3 separate regions of the Mus musculus genome follow, and regions 1 and 2 are each linked to region 3. The links are chromatin loops, found by intact Hi-C in ENCODE. Cell type or tissue: left cerebral cortex. All regions are shown on one strand. Links, peaks and the distances in the headings refer to the core of each region. The heading gives the core; the rest is flanking DNA.

Region 1 (7,766 bases), core at 856-5,855, 53 kb before region 3:
GACGTCTCCCTGTTGCCCAGGTGTGTCTCAGACTCTCGAGAAGCTGGAACCACAGGCGTTTCACTGTGCTCAGCTCATTTTTATTCACTCAAATAGCATGAGTATTGAAATAGCATTGTAGACTTATTTCATGGTAAGTATATAGGATGTAATTGTGAGCAAACTAGACTTGACTCTTGTTTTCAGAGCATACTATCTTCCTAAGAACATTATTCATAGTTGGCCTTGTTCATCCAACAAAATGAATATTTGGTTAATGAAAATTAAAAGAAGTTCCAGATGTCAATGTTTCTAATAAATATTTAGCCAATAGTAGTCTCTCAGTAATGCTCACATAAGTGGAATTAAGATTAAGACTATGTTTAGAAACTTTTAAGATATGCTAATTTTCTTCCTGAAAGAACAGATCTAGTAAAGGTTTTTCTCAGGAATAAAAACAGTTCCACACATGAGCAGGCAAGATGTCTCAGTGGATAAAAGTGATTGCCCTAAGTTCATTTCTGGACATAGGGGCTGAATAGACGGCCAGCTGTTCATAGTGCTGCTGCTCTTGCAGTTCAATTCCCAGCACCCTTGTAGGGCACAGTAAAACAGCAGTAAACCTAGTTCCCAGCACCCATGTAGGGTACAGTAAAACAGCAGTAAACCTGGTTCCAGGGGATCCAGTATCCTCTTCTAGACTGCATAGTACCTGTACTCACTGATGCACATAACCACACACCGAACATACATATCTATGTGATTTAAATAATAGAGTAATTTTTAAAGCACCAGGTGCAGTGGCGATATGTGTCTTCAATCCCAGCCTGTGAGCTGGGAGGCAGAGACAGGAGAATCAAAGAAAGGTCAAAGGTCAGCTAGCTTGGAGTACAATATGGAAGAAAGAGATAGACCTTAAATTGATAAGTGGAAGGAGAGAAACAACTACTGAACATTGTTCTCTGATCTTTACATATGCTCTGTAGTATGCATACAACTGTGGATACACACACATACACACACACGTGGAGTTCTTTGTATAATTTATAAATGAAGTTTTCAGACAAAAAGAATGATTTGTACTTCATTATTGCCTCTTGCAATTGCTTTAGCACACAAGAATTCTCAGTAGCTAGAGATGAGAATAACTAATGTCCTGGATCTCTGTGGAAAAAAGTCTTGATGCCTTCTGTTCGGTTGACTTTCTCTATAGAGGTCACCCATGGAGAAAATGAAGTGTTAATGCATTAGTTTTAGAAGTGAGAGACCTATGAGCCTCTTACAGGGCTGGTGGTGTAGTCAGTGGTACAGCTTGTGCTCAGCATGCATGCTTGAGGCCTCTGAATTCTCTCTCCCACCCCTTCACCCACTACAGGTCCTTAGAGATGGGCATTTGCCAGGACTGTTAAGCTATGAGGCTTGGCTTGTCATTGCCCATTTCCTGTGTCCCTGGTCCTTATCCCTGTTGCCATACAGGCATTCTCTCTTTCTGTGTTGGGGTAATAATCACCCTAATTTAAGGCTGGAAATTTAGAGAGGCAAATCCATCCAAGTGTATCCCAGTTCTCTTGGAGGATCCACAGGCCAGTGAACCTGATTGTGAGTTTGGAATAAACCTATACTGACTTGCTCAGTTCCAGGCAACACCTTTGTTTTCCAAAGTGTCTCCACAGCAGCTAAAAGTCGGGGTTTTCCCAGTATAGACAGAGCCAGTCCAACTTATCAACGGTAAAGTCTATTCAACAGTGCAGACACCCTCTCTGGTGTCAATATGATGATGATAAAGAGCTAATGACATGATACTACAATTCATCTCTGACATCCTCTTTTGGAAAAGGAACAGTAGTTTTATATTACTTTGGTTCTTGTCACTAGTTGTGCTCAATCATGAGCAAGTTGAATTATTTCCAGGATAAATCTTAAACTTATTATTTTTAGTGCTTATCTTCTTGCAGCTGAGTAAATATCTCTTTAGGATATGTGACAATTCAATTGGCTTGGGCTTTGAAACAGGCCTTAGCTTTAGAGCCTGCTTATATTCATCTACATACATTGGTTCTTTTGAAATGCAGCTACTGTATGTAAAATTATAAAGTGTGATCACAGAGTAAACCCAGAGGCTCCCGTGTGCTATACCCCCAGCCCTAAAATTGTAAATTTTGATCTGTTTGGAGACAAGGTCTTTCTTTGTAGACCTGGCTACCCTGGAACTGGCTGTGTAGACCAGGCTGGCCTTGAACTCAAAAAAGAGACCTTTTTGCCTCTGCTTCTCTAGTGCTGGGATTAAAGCTGTGTGCTATCACTCCGCCAAAATTTTCAATTTTCAATTCTAAATTTTGAAAGTCAATTTTCACTATTTCTCATTCCAGTTCCATGGTCTATTTGTAAATAATTTATGGGAAGAGAATTCAAGTTACATAGCATTCTACCAAGTAAGTGTGGGCCTGGTTTGAAACGGATTGTTATACTAGGTTTATGATTGTTCCTACGAATTTCACTGGTAAATAAGACTGTCCCCCGGAACTTGTTTCTTCATTGAATAGCATTCTCTTTTACCTTTTGATTTTGCCTGCACGTGAAGTTTTTACAATTCTCACAATTCCTGTGGAGCTTTGATTTCAGACCTGATCCTTATAACCCTAGAGCTTTACTTCTGCTACTGGCTGCAGACCCAGGGTAGCTTCTTTTAATGTCTTTTCGGTTTCTTAGGGCTCCTGGGCCCAAAGCCAGCAGAACGGAAAGAGTACTTGGGTTTGTTTGAAGGCAAGCCGGCTGTACAGGCAGCTTTCCCAGACTTTCCCAGCTCCGGCTTTTCCTGCATACCAGCAGAGCGGCTTTTTTCCTCTGGTGATTGAAACCATCTGGACTGCAGGGGGGTCACGTGTGTATGAGAAAATGACATAAAGTTTCTGATCCCCTTGTCCTTCTGCTCCAGATCCAGACAATCCTTGGTCGGATGGTGCCGAGGTGAGGGCGGTGCGGTCTGGGGGCCTGACTTCCCACCCTACTTTGGTCATAGCTCCCCCCCCACCCCCCGCAACGTCCTTTCCCTCCCCCGCCCCCCCACCCCCACCCCCGACCCAACACCCGGGAGCACAACCCTCCTCCAGGCTGCAGCAACCCACCCTTTAGGACTCGGTAGAGGCACGCCTCCCCTGGCCCTGCAGCCCTCCCGCCGCCCGCCCTCTCTGCGAGAGCAGTCCCCTTCCTGGGGCTGTGCGGAGCTCCCGGCCGGCTCGGGCGGCGGAGGTAAGTGGTCCCGGTCGCTCTCTGGAGTCTCTGCTTCTGTTCCCCTCCCGGTGGCGGGCGCATAGGACTCAGATTCCAGTTCTGCGGCTCACCGAGCCCTTCCATCTTCTTTATTCCCGGCCCAGGCAGGGGATCCTGCTGCGTGAGTACTAGGTGCGGGCCATGGCTTTCAAAGTTGGTGGGAACTGCCCTTCTGGGCGATCGTGGCCAGCCCTGCCTTCCGGTCTGGCCCGGCTACGCTGTGTGGGGTATGAAGCGCAGACCAGAGTCTGGAATTGTGTAGAACAGCGGGATGCCAGTAGCCTTGGACAGAGACAGAGTTAAACTGCATTTACCTGAGCCTATGCTGTTCGAGTGCGGCTGGATGAGGAACACGCGTGTACGCTCAGACACAGCACCCACACAGACTAGCTTCTAACTCAAACAAAGGAAATTAACTTTGTCTTCTATCACTTGGATCAGTTAAACAGGGTTTGTTGGCTTGCTACCTCCTTACGCTTATAGCTTACTGGTGGTAACCTAGTGACCTAGCATTGAAGGAGCACACTTCAACATTTGCCATACTTTCAAGGTCTGAAAATCTAGTTCCAAGTAAAGGTGAGAGGACTGAACATTTTCTAGTGTTTTTAAAGGAACATTGCAGTGTTGTGGGAAATTTTGTATGAGCATAGCTTACAATAGTTTAGCTGCCTAGCCGAATGAAAGAATTTGCCATAATGCAGTCTCAGACCAGCTCTTTATCTCATTTCCACCCAGATGTTTCTGCTTTTTCATTGCAGAGTCTGGAGAGTGGTAAAGAAGTCATTAGTTCATGTCCAAGATGGTAAGGGCCACAAGGAAAACCCCCAACTAACTACATAGTAGTTTTGTTTTGTACAAAGGGTGTTTTTCAGAAGGTAGATGCCTTCGTTAACTTTTTTGGGTGGGGGGGATTTGCAGGGGACAAGGTCGAATGTATCTTAGGCTGACCCTAAACTCTTGAGCTTTTTCTGCCATCACTACCCAAATCCTGCGATTAGAGGTGTGAAAATACTGTGTCCTGCTCCCTTCGTGGATTTTTTTTTCCTCCTTAGATGTAAGAGATGCCTAAAGGACCAGAAATAGTATAAATTTTAGAAAACTTAATCAGAAGGACTGAATTGTCCATGGTCTCTGTATCTCATGCTGAATTAGGAAGACTCTGAAGCTCGGAGTCTATTGAATGTATAGTCTATTAAATGAAGCAAAAGCTGTGTGTATTCCCCTGTCCTGGATAAGAGTCTATAGGAGACTTTGGAAAGACTGTGCAAAATATGGGGAAGAGATTGGTACATATAAATACTTGGAGAAAGATACATGTTGGAGGTTTTTTTTTTTTTTCCTTAATTGGGCCAGAAAGAAACCCTTTTCTGTCAGTTTCAAGAAAACCATTATCATCAATGTATTTTCTATTGTGATTGGTTTGGTAAAGTGCTTGCCCTTCAATTTGTGTACTTTCAGAAAAAAGGATTGACACAAGTAAATATCTTGTTGATTGATTTATAATGTAAGAATTACAGACCATCAAGTAGAAGATGGTAATGAGGCAGGAACACTTCCCAGAAGGCTGTTTGAGTTGGGTTTGGAAGTGTGGTTGTGCAAATGAATGGTGCGGTTGATGGTTTTCAGGAGAGCAGAGTGAGCCATTTAGATAGGGACTAGGGAGAAGAGTCAAATGCAGCAGTGCTCTGAGCCAGGAGCTGCTGGATGCTCTCATTCTTCACTGGTGCTCTTGTTTTAAGGAGAGAAGACCAGAGCCATAGGATAGGCCGCCTGCTCAGGATGGCACAGCAGTCATGGCAGAGCTGGTATTTAGATGCCCAGTTTGCTGACTGACTGTGTGTCCACTGCTGCTTCCGCAGTGAGTGGTGGGAGGTCCAGCTGCAGGGACTGTGGTCAGCTTGAATTCTGGCTCGAGGGCTGGAATTTTATCCCACTCACATCATCAGCTTCTAAAGGTTTTTTAAGAAAGGCAACGATGGCCAGAAGTGTGGTTTTAGAAGTCATGTGACATAGGTGTATGAGAATGTGAGTGATGTCATATATACTTGTAATCAGGAGGATAAAAAGGAGATGTAAGCAAGGTATTTAGGTGTTTCAGGTTCTGCCCTGTTGACAGTAAGTACCCTGCAGGAAGTAGTTAGATAACTGGGAAGAAGCTAGTTGCATTAACCACAGGGTTGCTGGGAACATGAAGGAGCAAATGTTAGCTGGCATCCCTGAAATGGAATACCACTGGTGGCTTGTCCTGTATGTTCTGCCCACATTTTGCAATACTCCAGTGACAGTGTTTTGGACAACTACCCTGAGAGGCAGAGTTCAGTGCTGTAATTTAAGAGCCTTTCCTTACCTCCCCTCAATGTTTTGAGATGCTCTGCCTGAATACATTTTCTTGCTTCTAGTTAGAAATGCTTAATTTTAAAATAAGACAAAAATAAACTGAGATATCTTTCTAAACGAGACCAACTTTTTTCACCTTTTGTAATTGGTGGAACAATAAGAAGTCTTTGGAATATTATTGCATTGTATTGTAGAAATGATTTAAAGATGTAGACAGTCCTTCCTATCCCTTTACCAAGGAATTGCGTTTGTATGTACTGCTGGGAGACATAAAGGGTCCTTGAATCCCCAAATTTATAACAAGGCTCTTTGATTCTCCACAGATACTGGACACAGTCAGGGCAGCTCTTGGTGAAGCTATCTCATTAGAGTTCTTGAATAGCCTGGACTATTCCCTTTGCAGGCCGTAGGGGTTTTCCTCTGAACTTGTTTAGTGTTATGAAGACTTGGTATGCCAAAGAGTTGTTAAATAGTAAGAGGTGGCACAGAAAAGGTGGAAGCTCCCTGGACTCTGTGAGGGTAACCCTAGTGGGGACTCCTAACAATGGTGGACACAGAGACTGAACCGTCCATCCTCTATATCAGGCAAGACTGTCAGCCACAGAAACTTTTGATTAGAATCTGTCCCGTCTGCAAGATGTACTAGGGCAGTGGTAGTGCAGAATTTCTGGGAGTGGTCAACTTGTGACTGGTCTAAGTTGAGGCCCATGCCCGACACTGCCTAGATGACCAGGAACCGGAGGCTGGATAGCTCAGAGACCAAGAGTAGAACCAAGAAGCACACTGGAAAAAAAAATCCTAATGATGTTCTGCAATACTATAGAGGCAGCTGATGGGAGCAGATGCTGAGACCCATAGCCAGACATTGGGCAGGAAGGGAGACCAGGTTGGAGATCTCCACTGGGTCTCTCCCCAGGAACCCTATAGGAAAGAGGGAGGAGGAACTGTGGAACCCAGGGAGGTCTAGCACACTTGGAGAGCACATTAATACGTAATTAAGTAAAGTGGGGCTCGTGGGGCTCACAGAAACTAAGGTGGCAGTCATGTGGCCTGCATATGTGTTATGTTTGTTGGTTTGATGGTTTGGGGGGACTCCTGACAGTGGGAGGGGGAGCGTCTCTGACCCTTTGAGCATGCTCGTGAGACCCTTTTCCTCCTGGTGGGTTTCCTTGCTTAGACTTGATGTGAGGGTTTGTGCCTGGTCTTATTGTATCTTGTTGTGCCTTGTTTGTTTGACAAACAAGAGAGGCCTGCTCGTTTTGTTTTGTTTTTTTTGTTTTTTTTTTAATGAAAGTTTTTTTTAAGATTTATTTATTTATTCATTTATTATATGTAAGTACACTGTAGCTGTCTTCAGATGCACCAGAAGAGGCCATCAGATCTCATTACAGATGGTTGTGAGCCACCATGTGGTTGGTGGGATTTGAACTTCGGACCTTCGGAAGAGCAGTCGGGTGCTCTTACCCACTGAACCATCTCACCAGCCCCTTGTTTTGTTTTTTGAGACAGGGTTTCTCTGTATAGTCCTGGCTGTCCTGGAACTCACTCTGTAGACCAGGCTGGCCTCAAACTCAGAAATCCGCCTGCCTCTGCCTCCCAAGTGCTGGGATCAAAGGCGTGCGCCACCACTGCCCGGCGTAAATGAATATTCTTATATGTTTATTCTATGCCTATTAATAAATAACTATTCATGAACATACCTAAGGATTAGAACCTTACTAATATGATTGTCTCATTTTTCTTCATTTCATCGACTTGCCAAATATATTCCCAATTTTTATTATTTTTTATTTAGTGATTTCTGCTTATGTATTTCTTCCAATATGAATATCTAAACACCATCATAAAGCATCATTTACTCACTGATCCATCTCCCCAACCCTAACTTGCTGCTCTTTTCTTGAGGGTGGTGTGGGAAGAGGGGATCTGGAGGAGAGAGGAGGTAGGGGGTGAACTGGGAGGACTAGAGGGAAGGGAAGCTCTTCTCGGGATGTATTGTATGAGAGAAGAATAAATAAAAACCTTTAAAAACCCCATAAAATACTATAATAAAATGTATTCTAAATAATAAAGTAGGGAGCTGGAGAGATGGCTCAGGGGTTGAGTACTGGCTGCTGTTCCAGAGGTCTTAAGTTCAATTCTCAGAAACCACATGGTGGCTCACAACCATCTGTAATGGG
Region 2 (7,766 bases), core at 856-5,855, 93 kb after region 3:
TTGAAGTTTTTCAAAAATCCCCCTGCCCTTTTTTTTTTTTTTGTAGTTTTTGTAGTTTTTGAAGATCAGTGTGTCCCTTGGCTTAAAGCAGATCTTTCCCTGATCTTTGCCAAATTACTTTCTTGCTGTCCTCAGGAGAATGGCTTTCAGGGTCAGGGCACCTAGGTCTCCGGGCACAGCATATTTTTGGTGCCCATTAGGTGACAAGTTAGTCACACAAGGGCCTGGCTGACTATCATTGCCTTAGAGAAAATGAGCAGGGATTGCTTTTTATAATAGATAGGTCTGACTTTTTGTCTCCATCAGGGGATTAGGTGTAAATGTGTGAGTCCACGCTACAGCATCCCAGGGAGAGCCCTGATACTTTTTGGGCATGGGGTAGACTTCACAACATAACCAAGAATGATCCCAAACTTGCTATGCTTTGTAGCACACAGGCTGGCTAGGAACTCACGAATCTCAGTCTCCTAAATGCTAGTTATGTACCATGGGCCCAGGGGACCCAGACTTTTTCTGGGTGATGAGTGAGGTCCACTAATGCAAAAGAAAATGAGGTTTAAAGTGAGCTGGGCTCTAGGCCTTTTGTATCGTCATCTGTGATATGGTCCCTAAGTGGAAGGTCTTTTCTTAAATGTAGGCCTTGCTGTGCTGTCCAGGCAGGGTTCAGATGATCATCGGTTATAAGCCTCTAGCTAGCCGCTTCTGCAGTGCTTGTCACAGCACTTGGCTTGTCTGGAGGTGCTTTGGCTTGTCTCCTGGCAGGCCAGCTGTGCCTGTGTCTGCTGGTGCCTCACACCAGGCCTCTACACAAGCTGGGTGTGTGCACTCCGTTTTGCCTGTGAACTTCAGGTCTGCCCCACTGTGCTTGTCCTCCTGGTTTCCCTTTGGTCATTGGGCTCCTGTAGCCAGCCCTGTGGATTCCACCGTGTGGAGGTCTGGAGCCCCCTCCAGGACAAGAAAGGGATGACCCCAATGAGACCTGAGAATGGTGTAGCCCACCGCACACCTCCTGATTTCTGCACTCTCCCTTCAGTCAGATCACTGTTACCAGCTAAGGAGAAAGAAATAGAAAGCCAGAGGGCAGAGCAGTACTGGGCTAGAAGATGGCAAAACTGGTTGTGTCCTGGCTGCCTCTTATGACAAACTGGGCATCCCACAGAACACAGCTGTGAAAGGTAGAACAGCCTGAGGGACTTCTGCAGGGTTTTCCAGCTCCTGCACACTGGAGCTTTGTGATAAGTTCCTTTGTGCTTCTTAGCCTGAGCTAATACTCCCACCAGCTCATCTGGGGGTGAGTGTGCAAGCATATATGTGTGAAGGAACCGGTGATAGTTCTCTTGGGTGCTGGGATTATAGACGTGTATCACCACACCCAGCTTTTCTGGGTAGCAGTGTGAAAGAATAAGTCCTGGAAGTTTGAATACTCACCTTTGGGCTCTGTCTGGGTGATGTGTGTGTGTGTGTTTTGTTATGCAGACATGCATATGCATGCAGAATCCTCTGTATGTCACAGTGTGCTGAGTACATACCTTTGTGGCTGTGTCTTGTAGAATCCCTAAAAGTGCAGTTCATCAAAGGATACCCTGAGCCCCTGTAGTTTCTAATTATCCTTCCCTGAGGGTGTTGGCCCTGGGCTCAGTTGCCCTGTCTCTCTGTCTGTCCATCAGTACCCTGTCCAGCTGCTCTCACGCGGTGGTGGCCTTGCTCTACCCCTTCTCCTGGCAGCACACATTCATTCCTGTCCTCCCAGCCTCCATGATTGACATTGTCTGCTGTCCCACCCCTTTCCTGGTTGGCCTGCTCTCCAGCTCCCTTCCCAAACTGAAGGAGCTGCCTGTGGAAGAGGTAAGCCGCCCAGGGGCAACCAGCCAGGGGAAGGGGAGGAAGAGAGAAAGGCTGTGGGGATCATCTTACCTCAGCCCTGGCCTTCAAACAGCTTCTGTACTTTCTCCTGGGAGGTTTATCTGGCTGACTCTTTCCTGTCATCTGTCCCTGGGAACATGGGAGGTCTGGACACCTATCAAAGGCATTGCAAGACTCAGTCCCTGATCACTGCTTCTGACCCTTTCCCAGGCACTGATGGTGAATCTGGGATCTGACCGATTCATCCGACAGGTAAGAGCCGCATATTACAGAACCTGAATCTGCCTAGGGAAGGCAGTGGGCACTCAGTAACCACCCGGCCTGCTTTCTGATTTTTGAATTTCAAACTCACAGAATAGACGGGTGGAGCAAGCTGATTTCAGAACCCTTGGCCTCAGTGGGATCTGCCTTTCTAGCCTTTGTTGTTGGTTTTTCTTGGATCTAGGGTCTCACTATCCAGCTCTGGCTGACCTGGAACCTGTGATGGTTCTCTTGGGTGCTGGGATTATAGATGTGTATCACCACACCCAGCTTTTCTGGGTAGCAGTGTGAAAGAATAAGACCTGAAAGTTTTAATACTCACTTTTGGGCTCTGTCCGGGTGATACGTGTGTGTTTGTTTGTTTGTTTTGTTTTTGTTTGTTTTCTTTTGAGATAGAGCCTTGATGTGTTTGAGCATATAACCTAAAAACAGAAAATGGACCTGAAATTTTCTCTGAGCCAGTGCTCCCATCAGATAACACCTCTCTAGAGATATTCTGGGGATTATGAACACTACTGAATGTGCTTCATATAAAGGCTCACAGTCATTGCTGCAAAAAGCCCTCGCTAGTCATGGAGTCTTCTCGGCTTCCCATAGAGCATGACCTAGCAGGTCCCCTTTGGGAACAGACAGCCTATTACAAACCACTGCTATAACTAAGGACTCCCCAGGTTAAAGCACCAGGATACAGCCCCGGCACCAGAGTATGGATCGGGAATAGCATTCTCAGTACAGGTTAGGCCAGTCTCTGCGCCAAGTTCACTGCACTTCCTACCTGAGTGAAAGTAGGACGAGAAGGGAGATGGGGTAGGAGATCCTGCATGGGTCCAAAGAATCAGCTGCTCTTTAATCTGTAACTTGGGCAAGTTTCAAACCTTCCTGTGCTCGCTCATTATGCGAGGGTGCTAATAGTGTCAGTGCTGTTAGAAGCTCTGTGAGCTGGGGCCTGGCACGCGTCAGTGTCAGCTGTGGTCACCCCTGCTGTCTCCTCCTGCAGATGGACGACGAGGACACACTGTTACCTAGAAAGTTGCAAGCTGCTCTGGAGCAGGCTCTGGAGAGGAAGAGTGAGCTCATCTCCCAGGACTCTGACAGTGACTCTGATGATGGTGAGGGTAGAACCTTTCTGCTCTGAGTCTGGACTTCAGACCTTGAAATCTGTACTGTCCGCTGGGGCCTTTCTGGCTGACGAAGCCTAGGTGTAGGAACTGGGTCACTCTAGTTAGGCCCAGTGCCTTTTCTGCCCCAAAACATGTCACTACAGACTTCTCGGTGACAGGAAATGAATCAACCCCTCCCTCTTAGGCCTTGTTTCAAGCCACTGCCCTCACTTATGTGGAAAAGGTGATGCTTTGGTCTCCAATTTCTGGGAAGTATTTGCCAACTTGTGTGCTTAGAGCAGTTTCTGACCTCCAGGGGCTCATAGCTAGGTGACAGCTCTTAAGCAAAGGACAGTTATGAGTGCTGGTTAGAAGCGTGTTGGGAAGAGACTGAAGCAATGCGAGGTCGGCCTTCTAGAATCTTGGGCTGAATGTGACTTTTCTTTTCCCTTCTAGAATGTAATACCCTCAATGGACTTGTGTCAGAGGTGTTTATCCGGTTCTTTGTGGAGACTGTGGGTCACTACTCCCTCTTCCTGACACACAGTGAGAAGGGGGAAAGGGCTTTTCAGCGAGAGGCCTTCCGCAAGTCTGTGGCCTCCAAAAGTATCCGCCGTTTTCTTGAAGTTTTTATGGAATCTCAGATGTTTGCTGGCTTCATCCAAGACAGGGAGCTAAGGAAGTGTCGAGCCAAGGGTAAGGTCCCAGGCACTGGGATGGGAGCTGGGGGCTTCTCTAGACTCAGTATAACTAGGTCATTGTAATGAACTGCCAACTAGTAGACTAGATGTCTGCCTTGTCCCTTTTGTATCTGCACTGTGTGGTCCATCAAACACTCATGTCACCATTTTTCTCTCCCTCGTACCTGCTGTTCATCTTTCTCAGGCCTCTTTGAGCAGAGAGTGGAACAGTATCTAGAAGAGCTCCCTGACACTGAGCAGAGCGGGATGAACAAGTTTCTCCGGGGCCTGGGTAAGTTACTTGTTACTAATGAAGGTAGCCAGAGGGGTGCTGTTCCCTAAAATGCTGTGAATCTAGGCCAGCAAATATGATAGAGGCTGTAAACAGAGCAAGAGGAAATACTGTAAGCAGCTACTGCTTTAAGAGCATTTGGCAGAAGATTCACAAAAGGGAGCCACAGATTGGACCATAATTTGGTTTTTCTGTTGTCGCTGTACATCTCTCAAGTTCACGAGTTGAGTGCCACTCATCCTTGTTCTAGGCTGTAATATTACACAAGTCTTTAATGCCAGAGTGCCAGTTCTGTAAAACCCCAGTCCTTCAGGGACCTCAGCTAGTGTAATTGCACAATCATAGCAGAGGTTTTTTGTTGTTTTTTAAAGGCAACAAGCCACAGATGCAGGGTGTTGCCCAAAGTCACACAGTGGCTGATCTCTGTGTCCTAAGTTATGTTTTCCCTACCTTATCAGAGCCGTCATTCCTGTCTGTCAAAACTGATCCTTTTTGCAAGGAAAAGAAGAGAGGCTAGGAGAGAACATGGGTGTTGAAAGGGGATCATGAAACAGCCTCACCTTTGCCCTCTCCATCCCACAGGCAACAAGATGAAGTTCCTCCACAAGAAGAATTAAATGCCTTTCCTGGTAGCAGAGTTTAGTGCTTTGCAGAGCCCAGGGAGAGGGCCCAGCCTGGGACCCTGTGGGCTGCTGTGGCTACTTTGCTTCTACAGGCCCCACTCCAAGCCAGCCCACTTCTGCCTTCACCATATTCCAGGATACTGTTTGTAAATAATCTGCTGTAAGCTTTCCTGTTTTTGTAACAAGCAAAGAAAATCTGGTAAATATTTGTATATTCCCAAAGGGCCAGGTGCTTTCTTGCCTTGTCTGAGCTTGGATGGAGTCTTGCTGGGTGCTGGTGACTGGCCAATTATGTGCAGCTGACTGTCTCAGCCAAACCACTCATGTTTCCTCAAGACTTCTGGCCTGTCTGCCTGAGGCCCTGCTGCCAGTCTTGGGCCCTGGAGAGCAGGTGCTGTCTTAATTATGTATAAGAGGACTGGTTTTTTTTTTGTTTTTGTTTTTTTGGTTGTTTTTAAATCTAGAGTTTCTAATTTTTTCTTCTTAGTAGTTCCCCTATCTGCCAAGCCTCTTGTTTCTGAAAGGCAAGGATCACTTCGCCCTTTTTTGCAATGTAGAGCCAGGCACTTGGGCCTGGTCCTTGTTCCTTCCATCCTCTGACATGGTCAGTGAGTCATGGGAAGCGGAGCTCCCGTCAGTCAGTGGTGGCCATGATGCGGTACAGGGCATTTCTCCTTCCACCATCCACAGATGTTCTCAATAAACTGTACATTCATTTTGGCTGAAGAGTCTTATTGTGTTCCTTTCACTTTCTACAGTTCTCTCCAACCCAGGCGAATCTAGATGCGATGCCATGACAAAGGGGCTGGGTTGGGTTCCTGGCCATCCCTGAACATGAGTTCTCAAGGTACATGACTTGTCAGTTCCCATTTAGCTTCCTTCTCTGGTAGCCACAGATTAGGGTGTTTCCAGTGATGGGAAGGATGCTCTTTGCCCCTGCCCCTTGCTATCATTAGGTGACTTTACTGGGTAGCCTCAGCAGCAGCAGCAGACTGCTAACACTATATATCTATAACTAACAAACACTATATATATAGTGTGTATATCACTGCTAACACTGGGTGCAGACTCTGTGCTTCACTGCCAATGACTCTTCCATGTCACCTCAGGTTTCTACACTGAAATATATTCAGAAAGTTCAACTACCTTCTAGGGAAGGAGAACAAGGGCTTTACTTTGGTTTCCTACCCAGGCCTTCACAGAACAGAGTTTGGCAGGATGCGAACTGTAACGTTCCTTGTCCTTGCAGCACCCTAATTTGAATGAGTCTCATCCTGGGTTTTCTTCCTATCCTTTCCTTCTTTTCCACTGATACCCATGGAAGCCCCAACTGGCCCAAAGGTGGAAGCTTTGTCTTCTGGGAAGGCAAAATTTTCTTCTGAGATTACCAGAAAATTCATCAGACTTGGGTGCTGCTGCCTTCAGCGTGGGCTTCCTAACAGAGTAGACTCCTTAGTAAAACACCCAGTTCCCTAAAGGTGCTTCTCCTTTCTGCCTGTCCCCACTCCCAATCCGAGTGCAGACTGGAGTGTAAACTTGTTTTAAAACTTTCACGTATTTTACAATAGTGCACTTAGGGACTGGAGAAGTCCGTAAACACTGGCTGCTCTTCAGAAGATTCGGGTTCAATTCCTAGCACCCACAAGCACCTGTAACTCCATCTCCAGAGGATCTAGTGCCTTTCTGGCCTCCAAGAGCTCCTGACATACACGCAGGCAGGAACATCCTTGAGTATACACTTGATGGCTTGGGTGGTGTGGGCAGTGCAAGCCTGGTTTGTGGCTGGCAGAATGTATTAAAGGCTCTCCAGGTTCCTTCACACAAGATCTGAACTCCCTAATTCTCAAGCCTATCATATCCAACTCTTCAACAGCCAAAATAACTTACATCTTAGTATAATAGTGTTATAAAAAAAACCTGTAAATATATGCTTTAGGAAATAACAATGCAGCCACATGCCTAAACCTTTACATAGAATTACTGTGGTTACATACACAATTGTCATGTTACGGACCCTATAATTGTCCCGACTGCCACATGCATGTCAATCATCCTCCACCCATAAACAGATACATCATCTGGACTAGGGGCAGCACACAGTATTATCTCTAGAGCCAGAAGTCTTTTGTCCCCCAACACATCTTAAAATGAATTTTTCCGTATTTAGTGACCCAACTTATACTGCCTCTTACTACGCACTTGTCTACTAAAGCAGCGTCAGTACTAAGCATACACAACCTACTCCCTAAAAACTTCCAGATTTAAAGATGTAGACAATCAGGATCTTGGGCTTTATTTATTTACTCCAAGGTACTCTTTACATAAAATTTCATCTTTCTAGTAGTTCAAAGGTCACAGCTCTGGTTCTACAGTATTCCCAACCAGTGATGTCCTGTTGCAGGTAGGCATGCTCCCTTGGAACAACACCTAGATGCCACCAACAAAGCGAAGCTGGATGGAACCTACTACCTCCTCCTCCCCTTAAGTTTTCCATGCTAATCTGTCCAGTATTAAGTGACCAGTCGTCCTGAGCTACCTGTCCATCACAGTAAGCTTACAAAGCTAGGCAGTTGCTAGCAATCTGGATGGCAAGGTTTTTCAAGAACTTTAGATTTTCAGGAAAACCCATCTCATTTCTGGTCCTCGGGATTTTTTGAGACCAGGTTTCTTCACTTTGGACTGAAAGTAATGGCATTCATCAATTCTTTGAATATCAAGACCAATACACACGGGGATGTAGGAATTTACAACTGTGCATAGTTGGGCTACACTTATTCCCACAGACTGACTCTCAAGGGCCCACACCTCACCTCTTCCTAGAATGTTAGGCAGATTTCCAACATGCAGACAAGGAAGGATGCAAAGACCACATGGAAAATGTTAGCATTTAATTAACCTCCGGTGTGGCTTTTAAGCCACCAGAACACAGGCACCTCCAACACCCTTA
Region 3 (7,766 bases), core at 1,557-6,556:
TCTTACAGGCACAAGGTGCATACAAAACACTCATACACATAGAAATAAATAAGTTTTAAAAGAGCATTATAAAAATGAATAAATGCAAAAAGACAGAAATTTCGGGGTTTTTTTGTTTTGTTTTGTTTTGTTTTTTTGCTTGTTGTTGTTGTTTTTTGAGACACAGTTTCTCTATATAGCCTTGGCTGTCTTGGAGCTCACTCTGTAGACAAGGCTAGCCTCAAACTCACAGAGATCTATTTGCCTCTGCCTCCTGAGTGTGAGATTAAGTTGTGTGCCACCAGTGCCTAGCCACCACACACTTTTTTAGTGACCCAATGTAGATTCTGCTAATCATATCTTCTATAAAGTATAGACGGGTATGTGTTCTCTTTGTACAGTGAGAGCCTGTCTAAAACTCGTTGCTCTGAAGAACAGCGGCTTCTGTTCTGAGGCTCTGAAGATAAGCTGTTTGCTCATCTTGCAAGTCTTTCCATTTTTCCGTTTATCCCACACATGTTGATTGCTAGGATGAGTGAGCTGCTAAGGTCCTTGCACTGAGAGACGCTTGGGCCTCTGTGAGGCCAGGGTGTGCAAGTCATGATAAAGCGTTACATACGACATAAGACATGCAGCCCTAGCCGGCTGTGGGCCCACAAGCATTTCTCAAAGGAGGTGTCCTTGAGGTGGGCCTTGAAGGCTGTAGGGTTTTGAGTGTGGGAAGGAGAGGCAGCCAGATGCTGTAACAGCATGAGCAACAGAGTGGGAGAGAAAGGTGTGGGCAGTTCTCAAAGCACTAGGTTATATGCAGTGTCATGGTGTGCTGTGGTTATGCTTACACTGGCATAGTGCATCGGGGAGGAATGGGTTACATGTCTTCAAATTATAACCACACACACACACACACACACACACACACACACACACACGCATGTATATATTTTTTTCAGCATCCAATTTTTTGTCATCCTGGCATGAGTTTAGGTAACAAAGTTCAAGCTTGAGAATTGTGCAATCAAGTTACAAAAACAACACAATAACAACAAAACCCTTGTGTTTTAAGCATGTTTGTAATTTTGTGCTGGAACACATTCATAGTTATCCTTGGCTGCATGTATTCTGCAGCCGGCATTGCATTGCAACATGACATTTTTGTCAGCATGGTAACCTGTGCTACACAGTGGAATGGAGAAGACAGTGTTTAATCTCTGGATAGAGCTGACCCTAGAGAATATTGCCATTGTGAGAACTGACCCATTCCTCAGCTTACTGGGTTTGGCAAAGATACAGTAATAATGGAGGGCCTACGAGTGGGCATTCCAGTAATGAGAGAGGCTATAAAACTCTAGAATGCATCCCTAGGAGAGTGACCTTACCAGGAAAGTGCTGGGAAACAAACCACAGGGAGACTTGACAGGAATTTTTGGTTAAACCCATAGGCAAGACATATGTGGGAGGGGGGAATGTAATTACAGTTTGTAAATCTATGAAAAGATGCAATGAGTGACATGGAATAGTTGTTATGGGTGTCTCCTTCCTAAAGGAAGGGTTTTTACACAGTTTTTCTGCAGATATTTTTTTAGTGCCTGTTCTACACTGGGCCCTTTATCAAGTACAGGGACTATGGTAACAGAATAGTCAAAGTTCCTGCTCTCACGTGGGGAGGACTCACAATAAGCAAATAACTGCATTAAAGCACACTTACAAATCCTCATGAGTGATTTGAAGGATAAGTACAGGGAGCTAGATTTGGAGGACTGGAAATCAGGAGATGAGAGTCAAGTTGAGGCAAGATTAGAGTCATCTGGGCAATGATTTGGGGTGGAGTCCCAGGCTAAGCTAGATAGCCTGGAAAAAAAGAATCTTATACTTTTGGTGAGCTAAACTACCATGTGCTCAGAGTAGGGAAGGGAAGGAAGTATGCTGAGAGGAGGGAAGAGGAGGTCGTGCTGGGTCTTTAGAGGTCTTGCTAAGAACCTAGAGCTCATCCTAAGAGCTCTGGGAAGCATTGAAGTGTTAAGCAGGAAATGACATGATCCTGTGTCAAAAGGGGCTTCAGACAGCCGTGTGGAGAATGGATTTGTGAGGCTATGATGCTGTGGAATGTATATTTGGTCTTCCTCCTGTTTCCTGGCAGACAACTCCTAAAATCCTTTGGAATCTCCAAAGCAGGATATGTCTATTTGTATTTGCCTGGTGCCTGTGGGCTCCTGCATGTCCTCAAGATGGGAGCTGCTTGTGTTTAGAAGATTGTAACTTTAGTCTTACTCCATTACTCCTGGGGAAAAGAGAGGGGGGTGAAAGTTAAGTTGGTTAAAATGACTAATGATACAATCTGTTGTGCTTATATGCCGAATCTTCCATAAAACCTCAGAGGACTGGGTTTTGAGAGCTATAGTGGAGCCAAACATGTGACCTTTGTAGAGAGGACTTGGAAGCTCTGTGCCCTCCCCATACCAGCCATATGAATCTCTTTCATCTACAATACCGTTTATAATAGACTAGGAGATCTAAGTGATTCCTAAAGTTTTATGGGCCAACCTATTAATAGCAAATGTGTTAAAGTCAAGGATGTAACTGTGGAAATTCTGATTTAGATGTATATGTGCTTGTCAGAAACACAGATAGAACAGTCTGACCCTAGCAATTGGCATCTAGCGAGGTGGGAGGCAGCACTGAGGACTGAGCCTCACGGGGCTGGGTTCAGTCTCCAGGGAAAGTGTCTGAATTATACCAGAGGGCATACATCTACTGTTAGACTGATGGTTTGCTCGGTATGTTTGGAGAAACCTCTACCCAGTTGGCAACAGAAGGCCTCTGTGTTTATTGTTGTGTGGCAGTGTATGAGAAACTGAGTTTGATTTTTCACTATTTTCCTTGAGGGCAAGAGGTGAAACTAGGATAGTTGGGTTTCTGCAGTAATTACTGAATGGGTAGGCAGTGATAGAAGTGGAGAAAAGGGGACATATATTAAATATATTTTTCAAGTAGAATTATTTGGGCTTGGTAAATGGATTGCAGTGGGAAGGGAAAGAGACCTGGAGATGTCACCCAGGTTTCTGGCCCAAGTATGTGTATGTACTTGTGGTTTTTTCTTTTTTCCCTGTAGTGTTAGGGTGAAATCGAGAGCCTTTTGTGTGTCTGTCAGTGCTGTCTCTTTGAGCTTTCTCCCAAGCACTTTATTTATTTATTTGCATTTTATTGAAAATATTGCATTTATTTATTTGGGTATGTATATGGGTAAATGCATGCCATGATATGCATATGGAAGTCCAAGACAACTTCAGTTTTCTCTTTCCACTGTATGAATCCTAGAGATTGAGCTAAGGTTCGCAGATTTGGTAGGAAGTCCCTTTACCTGTTGAACAATCTCATTGGCTCTCTGTCTTAGTTAGGGTTTCATTGCTGTGAAGAGACACCATCACCAAGGCAACTCATATAAAGGTAAACATTTAATTGGGGCTGGCTTACAGTTTCAAAGGTTCAGTCTATTACCATCATGGTGGGAAGCATGGTACCATGCAGGCAGACATGGTGCTGGAGGAGCTGAGGGTTCTCCATCTTGGCCCACAGGCAACAGAAGGACACTCTTACTTCCACACTGGGTGGAGCATGAGCACTAGGAATTCTCAAAGCCTGCCTACACGGTGACACACTGCCTTCAACAAGGCCACACCTTTTAATAGTCCCACTTCCCATGGTCCAAGCATATTCAAACCACATCCTTATTTTGTTTGTTTATTTTTAAAGATTTATTTATGTATATTAGTATTTTGCCTGTGTGTGTGTTTGTGTAAAATTCGTGTGCCATGGAGGTTGGAAGAGGGTATCGGATCTCCTGGAACTGGAGTTATGGATGGTTGTAAGTCATCATGTGGGTGCTAGGAACCAAACCTGGTTCCTCTGCAAAAGTAACTATGTTCTTAGCCATTGAGCAATCTCTCTAACCCTATAGCCCTTATTTTTAATTTTGAGACAAGATTTCATTGAATTACCCAGACTGCCCTCTGTAGCCAAGGCAGTTGGTGACATTGCAGTTTACTTCAGCCTCCTGAGAAATTGGTATTACAAGCTTGACTGACCCACTGGCAGACAACGTGGGTCTGTACAATCCTCCTTCAGAAAAAGCCAATCAGGCGTGATCTGAATCCAGTCCTGCAGAGGCAACAGAGGAAGTCGGCTGGCCTTGCTTCTTTCCAGTTCCAGGAGCTCATATGCAACAGAAGGGTTCTGGTCTCCCCAATTCAGGCCCCAACTTTATTCTTTCTAAGGACAAGATACCAAAGAATCTCTAACTCCGGTGTGCCGCTAGGGGGAGCATGGCCTGCGTTGTGTGTCTGGTCTTAGGGCTTTTAACATTTAGATTACTTTAGTGACTGACTTTCTGCTTTGGTAGCCTGACTCACACTGTTTGACTGGAAGGGTCCCAGAAAATTTTAGTTGATATTGTCAACTCCAGTGAATTTGATCTTATTGTAGAAAGGGGTGGACTTGCCTCATCTGGGTTCGGAGACTAGGCAGGTGTGTGTTCCTTGGGTTCAGATAAAGAGCAGAATTTGCTGTGTTTAAGAGGAAAGAGAAACAGAGCTTTAGTGATACTGAATTCCTATGCAGATGTGGGGATTCTGGGCTTATCACTACTTAAGGATCTGTAGTAGTCTGCCATTTCTACTTGGGTTTTATGTCGTGTTTTTGTGTATTATCTTCAGCATATATTTGTGAGTTAAATTCAAGTCAACCAAAGTCTGGTTTTGGGAATTTTGTAGCATACTGAAGGTGAGTCAACATCACAAGGAATTCTGCAAGGGATAAGCGTTACAGATTCCATCAGGGCCCCCCCACCCCTCCCCCAGCATTATTTTGAGGAGCAGCATTGGAGAATGGCCTCCTTGAGCCTCATTGTCTTCATCCTCATCAGCCTCCACCTTCCCACATGCAGTCAATCCATTTACCAACCCCGAGTTCTACTTGAAAAATATATCTACTAGATTGGTGGAGGAGAGGTACTAACAATTGGGGGGTGGTGGATGAGAGCTGAGTGCCTAATTTGAAGTGTTTTTGACTAATAGCACCTTGACACTGCACCTCACACCCTAGTCCTCTGCCACCCCAGTATGAGATATATTCATAGAAAGTAGAAAGTCGGGAGGAGGCTGGCTCAGTGACAGGTGGCCAGTTGGCGATGAGGTCAGGCACTGCTAAGGTCTTGTGACTCTAGCTCTGGTATTCTTGGCAACTGTTCTGCTTAATGTATGCCAGAAAGTTGAAAGGCTTGGACACTGGTTTTGGATCTCTCATTTCCTGGTTCAGTAAATGGGAGCAAGTAATTTAACTTTACTTTAGATACATTTTTAAAATGTGTTAAATTAATATAACACCAGTCGTAACTTTTAGGACTACTCTGTCAGAGAAAAAAATGAACCAGGATTTGGGAGGTTATTTTGGGAAGATGTAAGATAGTACTTGGGGGTAGGGCAGGGCATTTTTTCTCTAGTTTGCAGCAGATATTGTGCATGTCATAGATGTTATCGGTCATTAAATCTTTGGGCTAGAAGGGTGGCAGATAGATTTACCTTAACAGGACTTAGATAGAGTCTTCACTTTCCCTTGGAGGCCCACACTTGTGGTTCTTAGAAAATGAGCTGGTTTTCAAGATCAGGCTTCTGTGTACTTTATAGCAAAACATAAAGGACTAGGAGACCCTTGACTTGTCTCTACTCTCAGTTCCTAACTAGTTAGGTAAGTGTGGATCAAGTATCTGATCTCTCTGGGCCTCAGTGATCCCATCTATAAAATGGTAGCAAACCTATCTGACCAGTGTGTTAAGAGCATCAAACAAACTAGTACATCTATTTTGAGAGGGTTAGGCAGCATCCAAGCAAAAGTATACATAGGGCTACTAAAAGGGCCTTCTGTGTCCCAGGTACGGCCCTGGCACTTGTACAGTTTCTCATTGGAGGCCTGGGCTGTGGATCTTTTGTTCAGAGAGGAGGCTGTTTGCATTGTGTTTGATGTCCTGGCTCTGACTGTAGACTTAAACAGTGTTCCTCCTAATCCTGATCTAGTTTGTTTCTTCTCCTTTGCAGGAAGACAAGAGACTGCTTGGGCTCTGGCACTAGTACCATGGGACCCTGTACTGGCTAAAAGCTGTCTCCAGGACCTGAACAGTCAACAAGGTAACCAGAGAGGCCAGTCTAGGCCAGCTTCTAGGATGTGAACTGTGTTTCTGCCCCAAATGCTCCTGAAAAATCCCAAGCGAACAAACAAGTTGAGGCAGCACGCATCAGGGTCCCTCCTCATTCCGCTGCTGCTGCAGGACCCAGAGGAAGTGCTTGCTTCCCCTCCAAGCCTTCAGCTAGCTCCCTCCCCTTTGGCAGGGATTCTTCCAAGTTATAAAAGCTGAGACACTAGAGGGGAGGAAAACAAGTCCACTCACTGTCCTCACCCTTCTCCCCTCTGGGTTGTTGCAGCAAGTTCCCAGGAACAGACCTGGGCTCCTGGTTGACTGGAAGGGAGGTAGGAGGAGTGGAATGCATGCATAAACTGAGCCGATCAAAAGACCGCGCTGTTTCAAGGCCGGCTAGAACTCAGAGAATGTGTAGAAGCACGCGCACGCATAAACGTGCGCGTGCTAGCTCGCTCCTGGGACACCGGGTTGAGGGAGAGCGCCTAGCTGAGTGAGAGCAAGCCTGCAAGCGTGTGTGCAGCCTAGGACAGGTCTCCATGACAACCAGCCTGACTGGCTAGCTGCGCTAGCTCTGCTCACTTGGCTGGAAGGAGTGTCTTGAAAGGTCAGAGGAAGGAGCTGTGGGAAGTTCGCAGCAGGTACTGGAGCTTAAGCCAGTGGATCTGGGGGCCCTGGGCTCCCTAAGCGACTGTGGTGTGAGCCAGCCTCTGTGGAGAATGGAGTGGGCAAGAAATCACCCGGACTACCAGGTAAGGGCACCTCTGAGCCCCTTGCTTTGAGTCGGGCTGTTTATGGCAGGCCAGTGTCTGTGCTCTTCACTTCAGAGTTTGGGGGTCGAGAATGATGTCATACTCCAACAGTTGGATTCTATTAGCTCCGGGAGGAGGAGGGAAACTGCCAATTTTCTTGACTTTGCAAATCTAGCTAATCTCACTCTGGCTGAATCGGAGATGTTTAGGCTTCACTCTGCTTTTATTTAGCACAAAGCCACTGGATATTTTCACAGGAAGGTTCTTTTATAGGAAAATGAGTTCTCATCGCTCTAGCACTGTTGAAGTTCTTATGTGGAAACTTTTGAGCAGCTTGGTCGGTTTTACCTCGTGCTCTCTTATCTCCATGCTGCTATGTCTGACTTGTAACAACAATCAAAGTAGCTAATGAAGCTCAGAGAGGAGCCTGCAGTGAGTTTCAAGTCCATCTGGGACACTTGACAGGGCAGAGGGACTGGCACAACAATATCTGAGCGGGGGCCTTGCACTGTCTATGAAGTAGCTTTGGAAATAGGAAACAACCCCCTCCCCATTAATGATGCCCATCACAGGGTTTCTTGAGTTGTGGAGGGGACTTTCTTGGGTTTTGGGGACTTGCAAATATCTGTCTCATCCAGATGTTGCAGAGAGCTGTCTTAACACTACAGCTACGGGGAGCTGGGAACTTGAAGGACTATGCTGTATGATCCCTTTTGCTCCTATTTTAACCAAATCCCAGCACACACAGTGTCCAGTCATGCATGCCTTGTCCTAAATTTCAGAGGAGTGATGTGTGGTAAACACAGCGTGTCTAGGAAAGGAAAGCCTTCCAGAAAGGTAGTTTTATAGGT

What was found. A loop is a pair of places that touch in the nucleus more often than their neighbours do. Peaks named below come from ENCODE experiments on the same cell type or tissue, not always from the same donor. Only the 100,000 strongest peaks of a DNase experiment are listed, where the experiment ranks them.
Region 1: it touches region 3 in a loop (2.0-fold over the local background); 6 of 42 quality-filtered maps call a loop at or near these places.
Region 2: a loop joins it to region 3, with 8 times the contacts of the local background. A loop is called at or near these places in 21 of 42 quality-filtered maps.

Annotation. Positions count from the first base shown.
Region 1 is chr7:109,667,382-109,675,147 of GRCm38, reverse strand. It overlaps a transcript of Denn2b not described here. Among named protein-coding and RNA genes, the nearest start is that of Akip1, 32 kb to the left of the region's middle. In left cerebral cortex, for the core only: no CTCF peak of the experiment used is centred there; DNase peaks (open chromatin) are centred at 2,772, 3,201 and 3,466; H3K4me3 peaks cover 1,632 bases; H3K27ac peaks cover 1,378 bases.
Region 2 is chr7:109,521,693-109,529,458 of GRCm38, reverse strand. Denn2b (DENN domain containing 2B) reads left to right here. Exons shown (of 20, transcript NM_001001326.1): 15 at 1,668-1,845; 16 at 2,074-2,115; 17 at 3,122-3,233; 18 at 3,681-3,920; 19 at 4,110-4,196; 20 at 4,779-5,548. The coding sequence ends at 4,813. It overlaps Rpl27a (ribosomal protein L27A), which reads right to left. Exons shown (of 5, transcript NM_011975.3): 5 at 7,090-7,766. The coding sequence ends at 7,730. Among named protein-coding and RNA genes, the nearest start is that of Snora3, 5.4 kb to the right of the region's middle. In left cerebral cortex, for the core only: a CTCF peak has its summit at 944 (motif pointing left); DNase peaks (open chromatin) are centred at 928 and 5,208.
Region 3 is chr7:109,615,447-109,623,212 of GRCm38, reverse strand. Denn2b (DENN domain containing 2B) reads left to right here and starts at 6,066. Exons shown (of 20, transcript NM_001001326.1): 1 at 6,066-6,155. In left cerebral cortex, for the core only: a CTCF peak has its summit at 4,289; a DNase peak (open chromatin) is centred at 4,289; H3K4me3 peaks cover 436 bases; H3K27ac peaks cover 699 bases.